2 separate regions of the Mus musculus genome follow, and region 1 is linked to region 2. A link is a loop called in an ENCODE intact Hi-C map of the cell type or tissue named here. Cell type or tissue: gastrocnemius. All regions are shown on one strand. Each heading gives the region's core, and the rest is flanking DNA. Links, peaks and the distances in the headings are about the cores only.

Region 1 (9,533 bases), core at 613-8,612, 93 kb after region 2:
CCACTTCAGAGAAAGCCAGCACCAGCCGTTGTGTTCTCTTTCCTTCTGAAATCTACCTCCCAGCTTCAACCTCCCAAACCAGCTACTGGCTTCATCTATGTCAGACAGCCTCATGTCACCTCAAGCCACCATGTGCGAGAAGCCACAGCCAGGGATTTTTCTGCCTGTGCCCTGAAGGGAATGAGGGCAAGGGAGGGGATGATGGTTTCCTTATGATCTGGTTTCTTCAATAAAGGGGAAAATAAATGGAAATGAAAAGTATACAATTAAAAAAATTACATTTTGCTTCCTTTTGCTAATGCCCGTAAGATGATTGTTTTTGGCTTGGCAGGGACTCCAGATGGGTTGTATAATGAACATAATTTAATATGTAGGCCCTGGAGTTCACAGAAACACATTTTTTCCCAGTCAGATGGTAGCAGGTCACCTCCCGTTGTTGAATGTAGAACACCAGTACCTGCTGCTGAACCTTTTCCTCATAGGGCATCGGCCTTTACTTCTTCTTGTCAGCGTGACAAGACCTCAAGCCATCAGACCTAGAAGCTGTCACTGTCCATGATGTGCTGGCACTATAGCACACTCCACAAAAGGTGAGAGACCACTAACTGCTCAGTCTACTTTTCCTCCTGTGTCTCAGGATTTATGCCACCAATTAAAGCCATAACAAGTGCCCCAGGTTGACCTCCTAGGAGCAAGAATTAATTAAGCACAGTATTTCTTAGAAGGAATGACATCTCCCCAAATGGCTTAGCAAAGGGGGCATGTTGCTGACATGGTTGTTACATGCGGGTTCCTAATTATGAACGCAAGCGGAACATTGCATGGACATGGCTTAGTTTATGCCTTTAATTTGACAATAAAAGAAAATAAGTCTTACTTTTATTTTTATTTTGGGGCAAAGAGGATGTTTGGCATGTATATAATGGCAATATCATATTACTTCTTTTACTTATTAACAACACAAAAGAAGGAAGCTGGGACTCACATTTACCATTGTCCAGCTTTCGAAAACAAGAAGTTTGCTAGAAAAATTCTTCTCTACCCCAAGTTCTTATGGACCTATAAATATATAATTGAGGTGAAGACAAAACCGAAACAGGCTGAAGTTTCCATTTCATTCATTACATGATGGCAGGTAGTCTAATCTGGGTCCTGGCAGATTTTTTTGCTTTTGATTATAATCTCCTTCTTAAATACTCACTCTGTGGTGAGGGAGTAGCCACATACAACACACATAGATGTATGCCTCTGAGCATGCCTCTGTGTGTGTGTGTGTGTGTGTGTGTGTGTGTGTGTGACAAAAAGAGATGGGGGGTGTGTGTGGGTGCTTCATGGAGACCAGAGGGTATTATATTCCCTGAAGCTACAGCCAAAGGTGCTTGTAGCCATCCAACATGGGTGCTAAGCACCAACTGTCATCCTCCAGAACACTATTACTCACTCTTTTTTTTTCAAATTTTTAGTAGATATTTTCTTCATTTACATTTCAAATGCTATCCCGAAAGTCCCCTATACCCTCCCACCCGCCCCGCTCCCCCACCCACCCACTCCCACTTCTTGGCTCTGGCATTCCCCTGTACTAGGGCATATACAGTTTGCAAGACCAACGGGCCTCTCTTCCCAATGATGGCTGACTAGGCCATCTTCTGCTACATATGCAGCTAGAGACACGAGCTGTGGGGGTACTGGTTAGTTCATATTGTTGTTCCTCCTATTGGGTTGCAGACCCCTTCAGCTCCTTGGGTACTTTCTCTAGCTCCTCCATTGGGGGGCCTTGTGTTCCATCGAATAGATGACTGTGAGCATCCACTTCTGTATTTGCCTGGCACTGGCATAGCTTCACACGAGACAGCTATATCAGGGTCCTTTCAGCAAAATCTTGCTGGCATATGCAATAGTGTCTGCGTTTGGTGGTTGATTATGGGATGGATCCCAGAAGCCTTATTTATAGTAGCCAGAAGCTGGAAAGAACTCAGATGTCCCTCAACAGAGGAATGGATACAGAAAATGTGGTACATTTACACAATGGAGTACTACTCAGCTATTAAAAACAATGAATTTATGAAATTCTTGGGCAAATGGATGGATCTGGAGGATATCATCCTGAGTGAGGTAATCCAATCACAAAAGAAGTCACTTGATATGCACTCACTGGTAAGTGGATATTAGCCCAGAAACTTAGAATACCCAGGATACAATTTGCAAAACACAAGAAAATCAAGAAGAAGGAAGACCAATGTGTGGATACTTGGTTCCTCATTAGAATAGGAAACAAAATACCCATGGAAGGAGTTACAGTGACAAAGTTTGGAGCTAAGACGAAAGGATGGACCATCCAGAGACTATTACTCACTCTTAAGCATGGAGCCATCTCTCCAGCCTGGGAAATCTTGGTTTATACTTAAGTGTGAGTTGAAGATAACTTTTTAATGCATATTATAACTTAATATGAGTTTAAGAACTTAAAATGAAACAAAACAAACAAAACCAAAACAAAACCAACAAAAATAACCCAACTTCTTCCTTGATTGTATAAAATGTGGTGGGACACAAGATCCATTCTGTATCCCTTGTCTGACAGCGTAGTGTAAAACATGAAAATGCAGATGACTTGCCCCTTCACACACACACACACACACACACACACGTGCATGCACATTACAGACAACTGTCAGCAACCTACTTTCCAAGTTTCTTGGTAAATACAGGCAAACATGACACCAGTTTGTCTCCCCAGAACTCTCAATCAAGAGTGAAATCTGGCTGCATTCTCATGACTGTGGTAGGAAAGAGACCTTGTCCTCCCATCCTTTCTCATCCAGAAAACTTCCACATTGAATTAGAAATTTCATCCTCTTTCCTGGAAGGTGTGAACATAGCCAGCTCCATCTGCAAATCCCTGCAGCCTACTTGCCAATTAATGTATTTAACTCTAAGGAGCAGGCTCATTTTAATTTAGCTCATCCACAACATTTTTGTAGAAAATATTAGGATTTCCAAATAATTTTATAGCTCTGTAAATTGCCAACATACCATCTGCAATTGAATTAACATTTATAACCAAACTGAAATAATAAATAAAGCAAATTACGCTGCAAATATTCACAAGTGCCCACTATGCACTTGAGAGTGATAATTAGCATTTTATAATCACGCTTCATTTTCTTTATCCAACTTCCTGTCACATTAATGATAAAATATTTTAAACTGTGCTCTATCTGAGAGCCGCACAGTCTGTAGATTAGCCATTAACTAATGCAGAGAATAAGAAAGGAGAAAGGCTGCTGCTCGTGTCCAGAGTTTGCCTCCAAGTCTTGGCCCTGCTTATTTCTGGGTTTTGAGTCCTAGCTTGCCTTCTAACCTTGAGGTTCAGAAAGTTGTTGCTGGATTTATGTCTTCTAACTCTGCAGCTCTGTGGGGCTTCCCTGTGTTCTCTTGTGAGCAGGGCCCTCACATAATAAATTCTGTTCAGATGAGACATTCTACTCTAAAGGAAAGCTCATTCAGACTTTGAAGTTTCTAAAAGGATGCTTATTAAGACTCAGGAAGTAAACAACTAAAACTTCCCAGGAAGTCCCTGAAAGCAGATTCACAAAGCCCCGCCCTCCCTAAAATGATGTGAGCAGTAAGGACTATACAGACAAAGACCAGTCAGGCTATCTGGAAGAGACTCACTGACCAGTTGCGCTGCCTTCATGTCGTGCAGCATGCCCCAGCACTTCAGGATAGCTTTCCAGGGCTGCTCTCCAGAGTTTGTGAATTGTTACTCATGGCTGGCTGGTTTTCAGTGATGCAACTGCCTTTGAGTCAGTTAGGCTTGTGTAAGTGACCCCAATAAAACTCACTGGCTCACCCTGCTGGAGCTTGGTCATAGTGTTAGTTTGGTCTTTCATCAGTTCCCTACTTGGAGTGAGAAGACATTTGCTCATGTCTCACCACAAAATGTCATACAACAAAGATGAAATTAAATAATATTTTAAGATGTATCATACTTGTGCTGGATAGTTTTATGTCAACTTGAAATAACCTATAGTCATTTAAGAGGAGAAAACTTCAATTGAAAAAAAGGCCTGCAGAAAATCAGGCTGTAAGCAGACAAGCCTGTGGGGCATTTTCTTAGTAACTGATTGGGGGGTGGGCAACCCATTGTGGGTAGGGATACACTTAGGCTAGTGGTCCTGGGTTCTATAAGAAAGCAGGCTTAGCAAGCCATAAAGAGCAAGCCAATAAGCAGCACCAGCTTTTGCTTCCAGGTTCCTGACTTCCTTTTATGGTAGACTATGCTGTAAAAATGTAAGCCAAATAAATCCTTCTCTTCCCATGATGTTTTGGTCATGGTAACTATAGGTAGGATAATACGCTTCTGCTCCAGAAGACTGAACGGAGTGGGAAGCCAATCATCTGATGTCACCCTATGGAATACACCCTATCCCCAAAGGAGCCTCCCAGAAGCTTGTGTTTACCATGCCGGGATGCCTTTGATGAAAGCATGTATCTGTCTTCTACCTCAAAGAACAAGAAATTCAACTGCATAAATGAATGAGGAGTACACATGTATACACACACACACATACACACAAAAACACACACATACACACACACACACACACACACAAGCACACACACACACACACACACACACACAAACACACACACAGAAACATATACTCACACAAGCACGTATCATCTAGTTTTTCCACCAGTGAGTAAATTTCCAATTATTTTCCTCCAAAAATAGTTACTTAAAAATCTATCCCACCAGCACATGGGAAGCCAAAGCAGGAGGATCATGATCTAGGCTAGCCTGCTCTATATAAGATCTTTCCACAAAAAATAAAAATAAAACAAAACAACCTCTCCGAAGCCTGGACCCAAGATGCTTTGCTTCCTCACCACCTCCTTGTGCACTGGCCATCTCACAGTTCTAGTCTGTTTTCCTTCTTTCTTTCTTTCTTTCTTTCTTTCTTTCTTTCTTTCTTTCTTCCTTCCTTCCTTCCTTCCTTCCTTCCTTTCTCTCTCTCTCTCTCTCTCTCTCTCTCTCTCTCTCTCTTTTTCTTTCTTTCTTTTTGTTGTTGTTGTTGTTGGTTTTTTCTTTTTTTGATTTTTTATTAGATATTTTCTTTATTTACATTTCAAATGCTATCCCGAAAGTTTCCTATACCCTCCCCTGGCCCTGCTCCCCTACCCACCCACTCCCACTTCTTGGCCCTGGTCTTCCCTTGCACTGGGGCATATAAAGTTTGCAAGACCAAGTGGCCTCTCTTCCCAATGATGGCCGACTAGGCCATCTTCTGCTACATATGCAGCTAGAGACACGAGCTCTGGGGGTACTGGCTAGTTCATGCTTTCCAATACAGGAGCAGCATATGGCAAGTGGCATATAAACTGAGATATGCTGTCAATGGGAATGGCTGGTTCCTTCTTGAGAAATAAGCATGAAAAATGTAATGCAAAAATAGCTTGATAGTTGTACATTAACAGAGAGGCCCCTCCAATTCTTTTGTGAAAAATATGTTCTTCTAGTGACCAAAAATGATTAAGAGAATAACTCAAGGAAAGTTGTGCTGTTGATGAAGAAAGTCCTGTAGAGTTTCAGAGGATAGACTTCTGGTCTCAGCCTCTGTCCAGCTTCTTACCCACATGTACATTTACTGAGGAGTTACTAGAATAAAGAATGTAGAGAAGACTTGGTGGGCTGCTGTGTGGTCAGCTTACAGTCCCTCCAGCTCTGGGAGGGAAGGGGAAGCTTGGGAGAGGCACTGGGGAGACAATCCAGTGGCTACAGGCTTGGGTCTTGCACCAGGTAGCCTGGGTTCACGTCCCACATCTGCAGCTTCCTGTGTCATCTCTGACAAGTTACACAGTCTTGATACCTTTTTTAAGGTTTAGTTTCAGATAAAATAAAATTTAAAAGAATTTAAAAATCAGTACTAGTGTCTCTTTTTCCATAGTTATAAAGGTTATGTAAAAGAGCTTGAAATAGAACCTGGCACATGAAAATACTTAAAGAAGCAAAAGCAAAAGCAAACCAAAGCAAACTAAAACAACAGCAACAACAACAACAACAAAAACAACAACAAGAAACCCAACCTACTAGTTGCAATAAAAATCATTAAACAGAAGCTTCTACAAGGCAAAGGAACCTACAAGGGGTAAATGAAATGGGAATAAAGTCCAGGTGATAGCAGGTCCTTCAAGCAAGCTGGATACAGCTGTGGAGAACAGAAACATGTCTGGAAGACACTGTGAAGGGATGACATATGTTCCATACACAAAGCCCTGGCTTCTCACCCAAGACTGTTAACACCTGCCAGAGGGAGCTGCCTGCTCAGCCGAGGGCTGCAGGATTCCCTTTCCAGGTTACCCATGGAGAGCAGCTGCCGTGCTACACTGCAGGGTCTTGCTTGCTGGTCTTCAGTTTTACCCACAGTTTTCAGAGAGTTTTTGGTTGCAGAGAAAACATTGCAGACTTTGACTCATGTCCATTCACCTTCCCAGCATTTGCATGGAGGCTACAAAGTGCTAATAGTTGAATGGGTAAGGACTTGAGCAAAGAAGTTACAAGCAGCAAGGTCCATAAGTTAGAGCAGCAGCAGAATTGTCTCTTGTTCTACAACCTGGCATGCCAGGGCATAGCCAGAGAACATGGTCTCAGTGATGTTTCCCAAGCCAATATGTGGCATGTTTCCTTCTGCCCTTCCCCTTAACATGATGTACTTCACAGAAGTCCACAGACACTTTATTTGGGAGTTTAGGAAAACTCCCAGTTTGCAGCAGGCTGGGGTGTCCTAAGGTAGCACAATGAGCTTGCCCACACCAGAGTTTGTTAAACACAGGCTGCTAAACATGCCAGACTCAATACCTTCTCTATAGAGACATCCAGGACAAACCTGTACAACGTGGCAAGAACCAGTTTTAAAGAGGAACAAACAAAAGAACATAACATTTTAAAAACTGCCCCACCTTTTGAATGTGTGAAGAATATTTGCATGCTTTGAGTACCTTTCCTCTCTGTAATTAGAAGCTCACAGACAAATTCCTATGAGAGAGTTTGGGTTGAGGACATGGGCCTCCCACCCTGCCAAGCACAGCAGGAAGGTGAGCAGCACTCTGCATGGGGAACATTATGAAACACAGGGACCAGAGGATCTAGGTTAATAGAAGCAAAAAATGTACTCAGCTGCTTAAAATCAACAAGTCCATTACGGTGTCACAGAGGTGGTCTCCCCCCCCCCCCCAGCTTTCCCTCTATTGCTGCAAACATTGTGTACACCCTCAGTGCACTTCTGTCTCTTTATTGCCTGCCAGCCCTGATTCACTCTTAGAGGTCAAATGACCATGTATCACTTAATGAGAATATAGGTGAGGTGGGTTCTGTTAGAAGCGAGAGCAAAGGCCACTCAGGTCACAGCCATATGCAGCTGGATCACTCTTTTCCAATAGCTGATTCTGTGTAGAAGCTCCAGGGTAAAAGACTCCAACGTACCATGGGCTACTAGTGAGTACATGTGAACTACAGGGCCCTGCTCTCCATCTCCCTCTTGTCGCCTGGAAATCAACCAGCCTGAAAATAAGCATGCAGTATGGACGCCACACCAGTCATGTGGCAGAGAACCCCTCCTTCCTATAAACCTGTAAGAGAGATCCCTTCCCTGGACTCTGGTCATCGTCTTGCCCGTGTGTCTATCTGTTTATGTTCAGAGTTGATAACTCTTCTATGAACGAAGACTGTTTGGGAAGTAGAGGGAACCCCTGTGCATCAGGCTGCATCTGTTCCCACCTACACTTCCAGGTGAGCCATAACCCATCTTGTAAGCAAAGGCCCATATTTATTTATCTTACAATAGTTTTGTAATGGTCAGCTATCCACTTTATTTGACATTGAGTTTAGGAAAACTCCCAGTTTGCAGCAGGCTGGGGTGTCCTAAGGTAGCACAATGAGCTTGCCCACACCAGAGTTTGTTAAACACAGGCTGCTAAATGTGCCAGACTCAAGACCTTCTCAGGCTATAGAGACATCCAGGACAAACCTGTACAACGTGGCAAGAACCAGTTTCAAAATCAGTAAAAAAAAGGGTTGATGGGGCAACTTAGTACACAATGCTTGCCTAGTGCGTGGGAAGCCCTGGATTCAATCCTTGCTACTGTAAAACCAAATATAACAGACAAACTGAAATGTCCCTGGTGCCACCCCAGACTGAGGAGCCTCTGATCCTCACCTCCTGGAGTCTGAACTGGTTAGTGATTTCTTTAGCCAAATAGAACTGACAAAGGGAACACTACGAAAGAAAAGGACATGTGACTTCCACTCGTGGTCCTCAGTATCCCAGCTTCAGCCCTGTAGACTACCTGTAGTGTTTGTCCCTGGAGCTGCCATCTTGTAAGCAAGCCCATGCCACACTCATGAAGGTACTTGTTGGCCATTCTATTTGTAGCTCTAGATGAGAACCTTTTCCACAGGAAGCATCAATTACCACAACCAAAGAAAAGTTCCTTCCCATGATCCACACGGTCAGTTGACAAGTCATTCCAGCTGCTTGGTTCAGTAACAGCAGCTCAAGGCACCATGAGGCAGAAACAGCCATCTAAATTAGTGATATACACATTCTAGAAGGGAAAGGACTGCCATACACCTTCAGGATGGGCAATTTGTTACAAAGCATTGGTAACTGAGACACTCTGGAGGATTTAAAAGTCATTTAGTCATATACAATTTAACTTTGTGCCCCTATTTTTGGAATAATCCATGAAAAGGTATGTTTTACCTTCATTATAGAGGAGTCATGGCAAGCAACTCTGTGCCTTGAAAGTCTTTGCCTGCCTCAGGGACCCTCCACTTGTTATTTCCCTGGTGTAAATGAGGAGTGGGAGAAGACTGAGAAGGTCAGTTCAACTTGGCCAGAAGAAGTTATCCCAATGACTGAAGGTCAGTTCAACTTGGCCAAGAGAAGTTATCCCAATAATCAGTAAGCTCAACTAATAGAAAAATTAAATCAATAAGCTGTCTCATCAAGTGGCAAACTGAACCCAAATGCTGGTCATAGAGCATCCTCCCCAATCGCAGAGCAATGTGGCCATGGGTGGGTGGAGGAGACCATGAGGTAGATTCAGAGAATTCTCCCTAAACACAACACTGAACAGTAAGAACACCCACAAAAGTCATCCCTTTTCCTTTCTCTTCTATTGGAACAGCTTGGCTGTCATTTGCCCCTTACTTAGCCTTTGTTCTGTATAACTCGGACCTTGCACAAATGTGCTGCAGTCCTAATGGTTTCCCCTACTACTTCTGCATAGTATCTGTTATTGATTCATCCGGCAAACATATGCTGATATGGCCTGCCAAGATTTGTTGCACACACTTAGAGAGTAGTGTGGATGACCGAGGCTAGGGAAGTTCAGGTGTTCCTAGTATTGATACCCTAGAGAAAGAGGGTGACTAAGGAAACAACAGAATACTTAACAGTAAGTGCCACACCAGAAGTTCCGTGTCAGGACACCAGCCACATCAGGAAGAGGCCAGTACAGCACATCCA
Region 2 (9,533 bases), core at 752-8,751:
TAGCTGCACTCTCTTTGCCACTTATTTTATCTTCCTCATAAAACTTACAAATACACGTCTAGATGGTTATAGCTTTAGAGATCCGTCCTCTCCATCACCTCCCTTCTCTATTTCTTACCTACTCTGTGACTTTTTAAATACTCTTATCAATACTTGTGCTAGTGTGTGCTATATACTGTGCATAGTCTTGTTCTGCTCCCATAAATTCTGAATATGTTCTTAAAAATAGGGTAACTCAATATTTTCTGATGTGGATATGTATACACTTGTTTAATAATAAAGTGTTGGATTAGTAATGTTGCACTGATGAGAGTTTAACTGGGCTCTTGATAACAAAAGAGCCCAAGGTAGGCAATTACCGTAGCTAATCTGTCTTTTCTTCCATAATTCATTTTAGTCTAAAGTTAGCATGTCAATTATAATATTAAAACTATGGCTATTGGTAATATGCCATAAATGTAAGTATAAGGAATAATAGTTCTTAACACTGTGTTTTCCTTACTTTGAGATTTTTAACCTTCTCTTTTTTATTGTTTTTGGTGGGTGGTTAGAAACCGAAGAAAACATCTTTTGATCAGGATTCAGATGTAGACATCTTCCCCTCAGACTTCACTTCTGAACCACCGGCTCTCCCACGGACTGGTCGGGCTAGGAAAGAAGTAAAATATTTTGCAGAGTCTGATGAAGAAGAAGATGTTGATTTTGCAATGTTTAATTAAGTGCCCAAAGAGCACGAACATTTTTCAAAAATACCTTGTGTTGTCCTTTGTCTTTTCTGTCTCAGAATTTTGTACATCTGGCTTATTTTAATGTGATGATGTAATTGATGGTTTTTTATTATTGTGGTAGGCCTTTTAACATTTTGTTCTTACACATACAGTTTTATGCTCTTTTTTACTCATTGAAATGTCATGTGTTGTCTGATTGGCTTGTAGAATTGTTATAGATTACCGTGCATTAGCACAGATTTTAATTGTCATGATTGCAGACTACAGATCTGCTTTTTGAAATGAAATTTAAACATTAAAAATGGAACTGTGTTCTTAGACTCTTTACTGAAGGTGAAACCGTAGTGAAAGCTCCCACACACCTTTAAAATAAATATATTTATTCTTTGCCAGGAGACTCCATGGAAAAAGGTAAACAGTATATGAACATAGAAAGCACTGTTAAACCATCTCAATGTACAAACAGAGCTAGTGGTACATCACAGACTTTTGCTAATATATCAAAAACGAACAAACAAAAATTCCACTAGTGCTTACATGAGAACTCAGAAGCCGACACTTGAGTCTGTCAACCACTCATTCTCCCAGAGCTGTCAGTCTGCATCATGGTGATTGAACAAGGCCAGAGGAGGCCACTTGCCCATACCTTCAAGCATCAAGACTGGGGGAAATCCCAGGATCAGGCCTGAGTCAGCAAGGACACTGGGCTACTAGAGTCCAGACGGCAGACTAACTTGCTGATTATCCTGTGATATTTCTCCAATGGCTTGTGAACAGGTAAACAAACTTATTAACACTGGACAGTGTTTTTGCCTTGGAGGCTATCATGACTGTAAAAATGCTTCATTTTTTTTTTCATTCGGTAGTTGTGTCATTAAGGAACAAACCACTTTTAATTTAAAGTGACATCATTAACAATTGAACAATGATGTTGGATTAACTGAACTGGCAGTTTCAGTGATACAGAATTCTGCTAGTGCAGTGAAGTGGTGTACTCTATCTGGGCAACATAAGGGAAAGAATGAAGCTTGAGAGCATCAAAAAGCAAGGAGAAGCTTCCACACTACTTAAACCAGAGTGTCTTTAGTGTCATCTTGTACTGTACAGAGGCCCTGGTTCCTTACCGTGAGGCCTGGTTATTCATGAAAGCAGGACGTACAGTGGATGTACAGTGGTTTACTCCACAACCTCGGTGTCTTGGTTATTGAGTATGCAAGACAAAAGAAAGCACCAACATACAGTATAGAAAGAACAGAGCCGTACTTCTATATGTACAAAGTCTTCAGAAACTTAACCAGGGCTAAATCATCTCAACTGGGTCTTTGCCATGCATCTTGACTATTCAGAGAGGAAAGTAGAAGCTTTAAACTAGATTCTGGTGGCATGAAATGGCTGATTTTCAGAATTTGAAAAGTTTGTATTTCTAGGGAAGTTATACAGTAAGGAATATATATTGATACATATGAAAACTTCTTGGTCCTTTTTGAGTTTAACATATTTCAGTTCAAAAACTAAGCAGCAGTAAAAATGTTTTCCTTGCATTTTCAATCTGGAACTGAAGGTCCTGGGGAATGTCTGCAACAGCTGGAAATGTCTCACTGCAGCAGTGGTGACTGACTGACTCCACTGTTCTCCACTGAGCTGGGGGACACGCTGGGACTGTGCTCTGCTATATTCCCACTTGAACTTGGGGTCAAGGGTTCATGTCCTTCAGAATTCTCCAGCATTTCCTGAATGAGAGGTGGCATTGATCCAGGAATTTCCATTTTCAAGGTAATTACACGTTCGGCACCTTTTTCAAGAGATAATAGAACACCTGTCAGATAAGGGCTCAGCTAGATACTAAGAAACCAACATTCACCTTCAGGTGTGTAAAAGTTGTGTAATACATGTATCAAGTCACATGTGTCTTTGTTGAGAAGAACCAACTTATTGGAAGAAAAAACTATAAGGTGTTTACTGTGGGAATGTCAGCCACCAGAATGTCAAGTGTGCTTCGAGATCCCAGTTAGATTGGTTCTCAGGCACAGGCTGATCCACCACTGCCTTTGAAAACAGAATAAGTACTAATAGGGCACACTAGAGGTTCTCAGTCTTTAAGAAAAAGAAGTGGAGATGTGTGATGTGCATATTTGATAGTTGCAGTGCTTCAATCAAATTCGGAATATAAAATTTACAAAGAGAAGTCACTGATGAAAGATCAGGAAAATAAAGGTGAAAGGATGGGCAGTTTCCACAATGGAAAGATTGACTTGAGTCACAGTATGTGATGGTTTTCTGCAACCCAGTCCAGCACCAGGTGGTTTCATGCCACCACACCTCACACACCCCCAACATGCAGCTGGTTAGGTGGAAATATGTCAATAACAAAACTACCTCAGAACCATGTGGCTAGCGTTGCTGGACTTACTGCTAGTATGGGGCTTGGGACATTTCTGTATGTGGCTGCTAGTCCTCAGGTCACTGGCGTGGATATATATAGGGTGATAGGAACACACTTTCTCTCTCTCTCTCTCCCTCTCTCCCTCTCTCTCCCTCCCTCTCCCTCTCTCTCCCTCTCTCTCCCTCTCTCTCCCTCCCTCCCTCCCTCCTCCTCTCCCTCTCCTCTCTCTCTCTCCCCACTTCATTCAATTACATCCATTCAAGTACTAGTGTCTTTTTGCTTCTCTTAATCCTGTGGTGGAAATGAACTTAGAATGTTCCCCTCGGCTCCCTCAAACCAAACTACCAAATGAATAAAAAAAGAAAAACAAAACCAACCCACAAAAAAACTAAAAAACAAGAACTGAGGTTTCTTGTCAAGCAAGTTCATTGTGCATTTAAGCACTTTTGTGTCTTGGCTTGCCAAGATCCTGAGGTGTAGAATCTGCTAATGGGAGGGAACATGATATGTAATAGCGTGGCTGGCTGAGTCATCTCGATAGAAAAGTCCTCTGCACTCAGCTATGAGATGCCTCTAGGCATTTCTGTAATTGCCTGAGTTGCCACATAGACTGAGAATCATGAGGCAAGAGTATTTATATCTCTCAGCCAGGCAAGAATTCCTGTACTCAGAAGAAGTGCCTACACCAGAGCTGCAGCCACAGTGACCTTCATTTGCCTAGGGTTGTTAGGGTGCCATGGAAAAATAGGCTGAGTGTATAGAAGCCTAAGTTATTTGAAAAGCTGGAATGAAATGTACGGAATCAAAAATAAAACCTGGAAAAAGGGAGCGGGGGTGAGGGCTCAGAGCTTGCTCTGAAAGTTGCTTGACTGAGTTGGTGCCCTAGAAAGGTCACAGAGATTGAGGGAGAGAAGTGACTCCATGTAATTGTCCTTTAACCTCCAAGGGCATGCATATGAGCCCCAGCAATAATAACAGTCTTAAAAAACACATCATCTCTGAAGAGTTGCTCTTCTACCCAGCCATCCATTCTAAAACAATTATCTCTTAATATCACTGGGTAGTGGTATCTGCTTTCTGCTTTTACTATCTCCCACCAGAGACACCATCAAAATGTCTTCCTTAGGAAACCTGAGGTGCTCTTAACTACACACACATGAGTGCTCAGACAAGGCTAATTCCTTTTGATTTCTATGAGATAGACATCCCAACTTAAGCAATAATGGGACTCCTGATATTAAAATATGGGCTTTAAAAAGCAAAAGTTGGCCAAGCTCTGTTCTGCTTTCCACCTTTGAAGACATACCTTTCGCGCTGATGCTGCGGAGATCTGTGATTTTCATTAAGATCTTTGGAAACATGTGAGGCTTGCTGGGTCGTCGTTTTCTAATGTAAATCTTTAGTGCTTCCAGCAGTGGTTCTTGGAGCTTGTCTACTTTTGTTGGTTCCTCAAGGTCCTGGCGGTCTGGATAGCAGGAGAAAGTATTCAGTGTTTAGTGATCAGACAGGCTCAGAGACTGCTGGCTATCTTTCCTTGTCTCCTATTCCTCCTGTAAAGTGGCTTTATTTGGTGACTCAGTTGTACACTAAATTGAGTAAATGCAATTGCTTTAAGCAGTGACACTTGAAGATGCCCCCTTAGTAAGCTCATTTGATGTCCACTTGCTCAGGCCCAGAGGCAAGAATTACCTCTCATGGCCAGATGGTGTCAGTATTGAGCTGAACAAAAGAACCCTGGGCAGCCTGTAAAAGCCAGGTAGATAACCTTTCCCCTTCATTACAACCATTACTTTTGAACTAAAGTTGGCTTCTGGTTAGCCAGCAGGGGTCACTACAAAGAAGGGGCCATACTTTATTCCAGCCCACCAGGTAGGCACCTGTATGGTGGGGAAGACCAAGAGGTGATTTGAATTCAAATAACATGTGATTTGTGTAGGTCATCACTAAAATGTCCTTAGGCACACAGCAGTACAATCCTGCTTTTACAAAAGCACCTGTTTCCCACAAGAGAAACAGAACAAACTCATTTTGGCATTTCTTTTGTTTTGGCAGAAGGAGCTCAAACACCAGTACTTAGTTTGCAACAGAAAGAAGTACAACGCCTTTCTCATGCCAAAGAACCCCAGTGGAGATCTCTTCTGTGCCTTTGTAATTGCTCTGTTGGGGTCTGGTGACGGTTTCTAAGGAGTCAGTACCTCCACAGATTAAACAGATGGCACTGAGAAGGCCTGTTTCTGTGTCATCCATTTCCAAAGGCAGGAGCTGGTTGGCAAAGGTGAACACAAGGTCAGTCAGAGGACCGAAGCCAGCATTGTGCATCTGAGTTCGATTTAGTGTAAGGCCATCAGAGAAAGTCATGGTGTCTTGCTCTGGGGTATACCTGGTACAAATTCTGAGAATCTGGAAGAAAAAAAAGTATGCATGTACACTTGCTGCATCATTTATGACGGCCTGCCCTGACAGCACTGACCAGATCTATGGTAGAAGAAAAAGGAGCCTGGGTCATCTGGACAGTATGCCCCACTGTTGAGGTTGATAGGAATAATATGTAGGACTCACATTTTGAGAAATAACTTTTTACTAAAATAAATCATCATTTGATTGAAATATCTATTTCTTGAGTACTTACCTCTCAGGCACTAAGCCAGGTACTAGTGCAAAGAAGATTAACAAGATTCTATTTTCAAAAGTTTAGTCAACCAAAAATAAGTAAGGATGATCCTTACCAACTGTGATAGCTAATCTTCATGTCGACTTTATGGGATCTAAACTTGCTATGGGAACACACATACTTCTAGGCATGTCTGAGTGATGGTATTTCACAAGGGCTAAACTAATCAGACAAGATGTACCCTGGATGTGTGTGGCACACACTCCAGAGACTAGGAGCTTTCAGACTGAAAACAACAACAACAACAACAACAACAAAAAGCTGGCATTTTCTTGACTCTGGGTACAATGTGGCCAGTTGCCTCACAGTCCTACATACATGGCTTTCTTATCATTGTGGCTTCTATTCTCAAACCATGAGCTCAAATAGAACTCCCTTAACTTGTGTCTTTCAGATATTTGGTTGTATCCACAGGAAGGTAACTATAAGAAGTCTTTATTAGATACTTAGCATGCCCTATACCCAGTCTTTCAGATGAACATCCTATAGTTTAAGCTGAGGGGTAATGAATCTGACTCAAGGAAAGCCCTCTTATAATACAGTGTGTTTGTAGCTACACAGCCATCATGCCATAGACAGGAACAGAGGCAGCAGACTGCAGGGGTTAGGAGGAAGTCAGGGTCAGAGTTGGGGAGAGGGTGTTTGCACCCTACCATGGAACGCAAGTAGATTCTCTACTCTAGAAGGTACTCCCTCCTTGTGCTTATTGTTACTGTCCAGACCTACATGTGCTCCATACCCTCTGCCACATCATCCCACAGAACGCCTGCCTTCTCTCACCGTAAAGGCCTTAGGCCTGGTGAGCTCCAGCAGTCTCCAGTCCTTCCCTAGGGCCTACCTGGTCTACAAAAGGGTATACAGATACTAGGTAGCAGGCCATCACTGAAGGCCAGTGAGGAGTCACTCTCCTGATCATAATGGAGAGGGATACAAGGAAGGAAAGTCCTATCAAATCCCAGAGACCTCTGAATTTTTGTCAATTCAGTGAAATTCCAACATCTGGAAAGGATTCTCCAGATCTAGAAAGTAACTGAGAAGTGGTCTCCTCAGAAGATCCTAGAAGCCTCCAACTCCCTCTTCCTTCCTTCCTTCCTTCCTTCCTTCCTTCCTTCCTTCCTTCCTTCCTTCCTTCCTTCCTTCCTTCCTTCCGTCTTCTCCTTCCTCCTATCCCCTCCTTCCTCCTAGAGTTCAGAAAAGATCCTACCAAGATATCCAAGCAGGCGGCTTTGAGCAGGGTGATCTGGTCTGCGATGGTCAGACCTGTGAAGCCCGGCAGACGCTTGGCGAACTCCACGATCTTAATAATGCACTTGGTGGCCAGCTCACTGAATTTGTCCCAGAGGCCCAAGTCCAATCGGACCCGGTGGTCAGCGCTGGAATTCTGAGAAGGTGGGAGAAGAAGAAAGGGAAGAGGAAAGTGAATGACAGCATGGTGTCAGGACATAGGGACGAGGGGGCTCATATTTGCTTTCTCGGAGTGACCTCGGATTCCTGCTTTCAACTCCACAAGCTGTTTACAGCAGCCTCAAGACAGCCAGGGAATGAATGAGGGCAAGTTTCCCTGTGTGCTTATCCACACGTAATGAAGGAATGACAGACCTACTGTGGTATATGTGCTGCCTCTAGACATGGATCATCACTGCTCACTACCGCCATGTGGGTATCCTAAGGAGAACATACCACCGGGCTTCAGTCTGGCCTACATCAAACTTGAGCCAGATGAAACCTCTGCATCTGCTCATAGGACACACAGGAACATGGTGAGCAGCGCAACAGCCATGCTGAGCCCCAGATACTATGTAAAGCCAAGGAGCCACTCTTGACAGTGCACAGGAGCAGCTGCGGAGAGGAAGCCAATGTTCAATAATGTTACGGTGCTCAATAATGACTATGTAGTGAGTGGGAAGGTGCCATCAACAAAAGGAGGCAGGCACACATCTGTGGCCGCCAATAGCATTGTACTAAAGGGAGGAGACAGATACACAGGACCAGATCATTGTAGAAAAGGTGATACCGCACTGGTGGAAGGATAGGGCAATGCCTTCAGGGGACTGTGGGTGGGGCAGGCTGTCACAGGTGAGGAGGGAGCCTTTCTATAATGTTGAGAAGAGTCTGCAACATGCCAATTCATACCTTCTTAGAAGATGACACATTATATCATGAAAATTATACTCCAGAAGCTAAACTTAGATAAAACAAGATAGCTACAAGACGTTTATTGGAGGAGGTGGAAACCTTCTCTGAGCTCCATTTCAAACAAATAAAGAAGAGAGACTAATAAACAGGAGAAAGTGCAAAGTATGAACAGTAAAGTGTTCAGGAGGCTTGTTTTATTTAATGGTGGCACTGTGGTTTGCAAGCCATGCTTAGAAAACACCTTGAGTCACACAAGGGTAGGATGCTGGCTGCTTGGTATATGCAACAGAATAAGGAGAATATTAACCACTGAGTCAGGGGTCTAAGGAACCAGGACATAGCCTACAGTGGCCACAGACACCATTACAGGGACATGATGGAACAGAAGGTAGCTTGCAGTGACCATAGCAACAGTATACTATTCAGCCTCCATGATGCACTGAAATGTCTCCTAAGAAAAACAAAGGTCAAAAAGTGACACTCAACCATGTATGATGTCACATCTAAAGGCCTGGGCCTATCAGGCTTCCAGAGCAACAGAAGTATTAGGTATGGCATCCATAAGGTGAGTGTAACAGATACCTCCTGCCCAGGTCTAGTCTCTGACCATCTCCTCCTTCTGTAATTATCTCTCTCAGAATTTTCTCCCTCATCTCTGCCATCATCTCCCTCATTTCCATGAAACTAGAAGCCCAAATCACTTTGGTGATGGGAGGGGAGACAAGGGGATAATGGAGAGGGATACAAGGAAGGAAAGTCCTATCAAATCCCAGAGACCTCTGAACTTTTGTCAATTCAGTGAAATTCCAACATCTGGAAAGGGTTCTCCAGATCTAGAAAGTAACTGAGAAGTGGTCTCCTCAGAAGATCCTAGAAGCCTTCAACTCCCTCTTCCTTCCTTCCTGCAGTCTTCTCCTTCCTCCTATCCCCTCCTTCCTCCTAGAGTTCACCCCTGCTCACACTGTCCCCACCAACTCTCAGCTCTAGCCTCTCATGTCTCTCCTTGCTTTACCTGAAGGTTGACCAAGGACTAGCCTCAGGCCTCTACACCGTGAGTCTCCCTTTCTAGATAGCTGCCTCTTATCCCTGCATCATGTACTCCCTTGAGTCTGTGGTCAGTTTAACCTTCTGTTGTTATACCTTCCTTGGCCTTCTATGAAAACTGACCACCTTCCCGCTCCCCTGCACAGCCCGTGGCTGCTTTTACAGCTTGCCTCTAAATCCCTATGTGGCTTCCCCATCTACATATAGTCCTTGGCTCCTTTGCTTGGCTTGTCACTGCCTATCATACAGAGGATACAATGAGCACTGAGTAGAGCTTAGTTAAGTTTAGTGACAGTCTCACAAGCTTGTCTGAGATGACACAGAACAACTGTCATTGTGTGGAAGAGACGCGAAGAGGCTAAACACAAGAGCTATTCCTCTGGTAAGTAGCCTAGACCTCTTCATGAACTCTAGAACTCCAAGGCAAACTGAAGCACACAAGGAGAGATTAGGCTCCCTAGGCCTGCTGTGCAACCCTCTTTACAAATGCCCCTAGCTCTGCAAAGGCAACCATGCATTGTAAACCAATGGCTTCACTGTCCTATTTCAGTCAAGTTGGTCCATAGAAGTT

What was found. Peaks named below come from ENCODE experiments on the same cell type or tissue, not always from the same donor. Only the 100,000 strongest peaks of a DNase experiment are listed, where the experiment ranks them.
Region 1: it touches region 2 in a loop (4-fold over the local background); 4 of 42 quality-filtered maps call a loop at or near these places.

What each region holds. Positions count from the first base shown.
Region 1 is chr14:16,522,524-16,532,056 of GRCm38, forward strand. All of the region lies in intron 2 of Rarb (retinoic acid receptor, beta), which reads right to left. Among named protein-coding and RNA genes, the nearest start is that of Rarb, 48 kb to the right of the region's middle. In gastrocnemius, for the core only: a CTCF peak has its summit at 3,866; a DNase peak (open chromatin) is centred at 6,323; H3K27ac peaks cover 827 bases.
Region 2 is chr14:16,429,748-16,439,280 of GRCm38, forward strand. Top2b (topoisomerase (DNA) II beta) reads left to right here. Exons shown (of 36, transcript NM_009409.2): 36 at 552-1,040. The coding sequence ends at 719. Rarb (retinoic acid receptor, beta) reads right to left here. Exons shown (of 8, transcript NM_011243.2): 5 at 6,987-7,163; 6 at 5,307-5,511; 7 at 4,418-4,576; 8 at 1,092-2,520. The coding sequence ends at 2,324. Among named protein-coding and RNA genes, the nearest start is that of Top2b, 69 kb to the left of the region's middle. In gastrocnemius, for the core only: a CTCF peak has its summit at 4,815 (motif pointing right); DNase peaks (open chromatin) are centred at 4,840, 5,328 and 7,115; H3K27ac peaks cover 3,069 bases.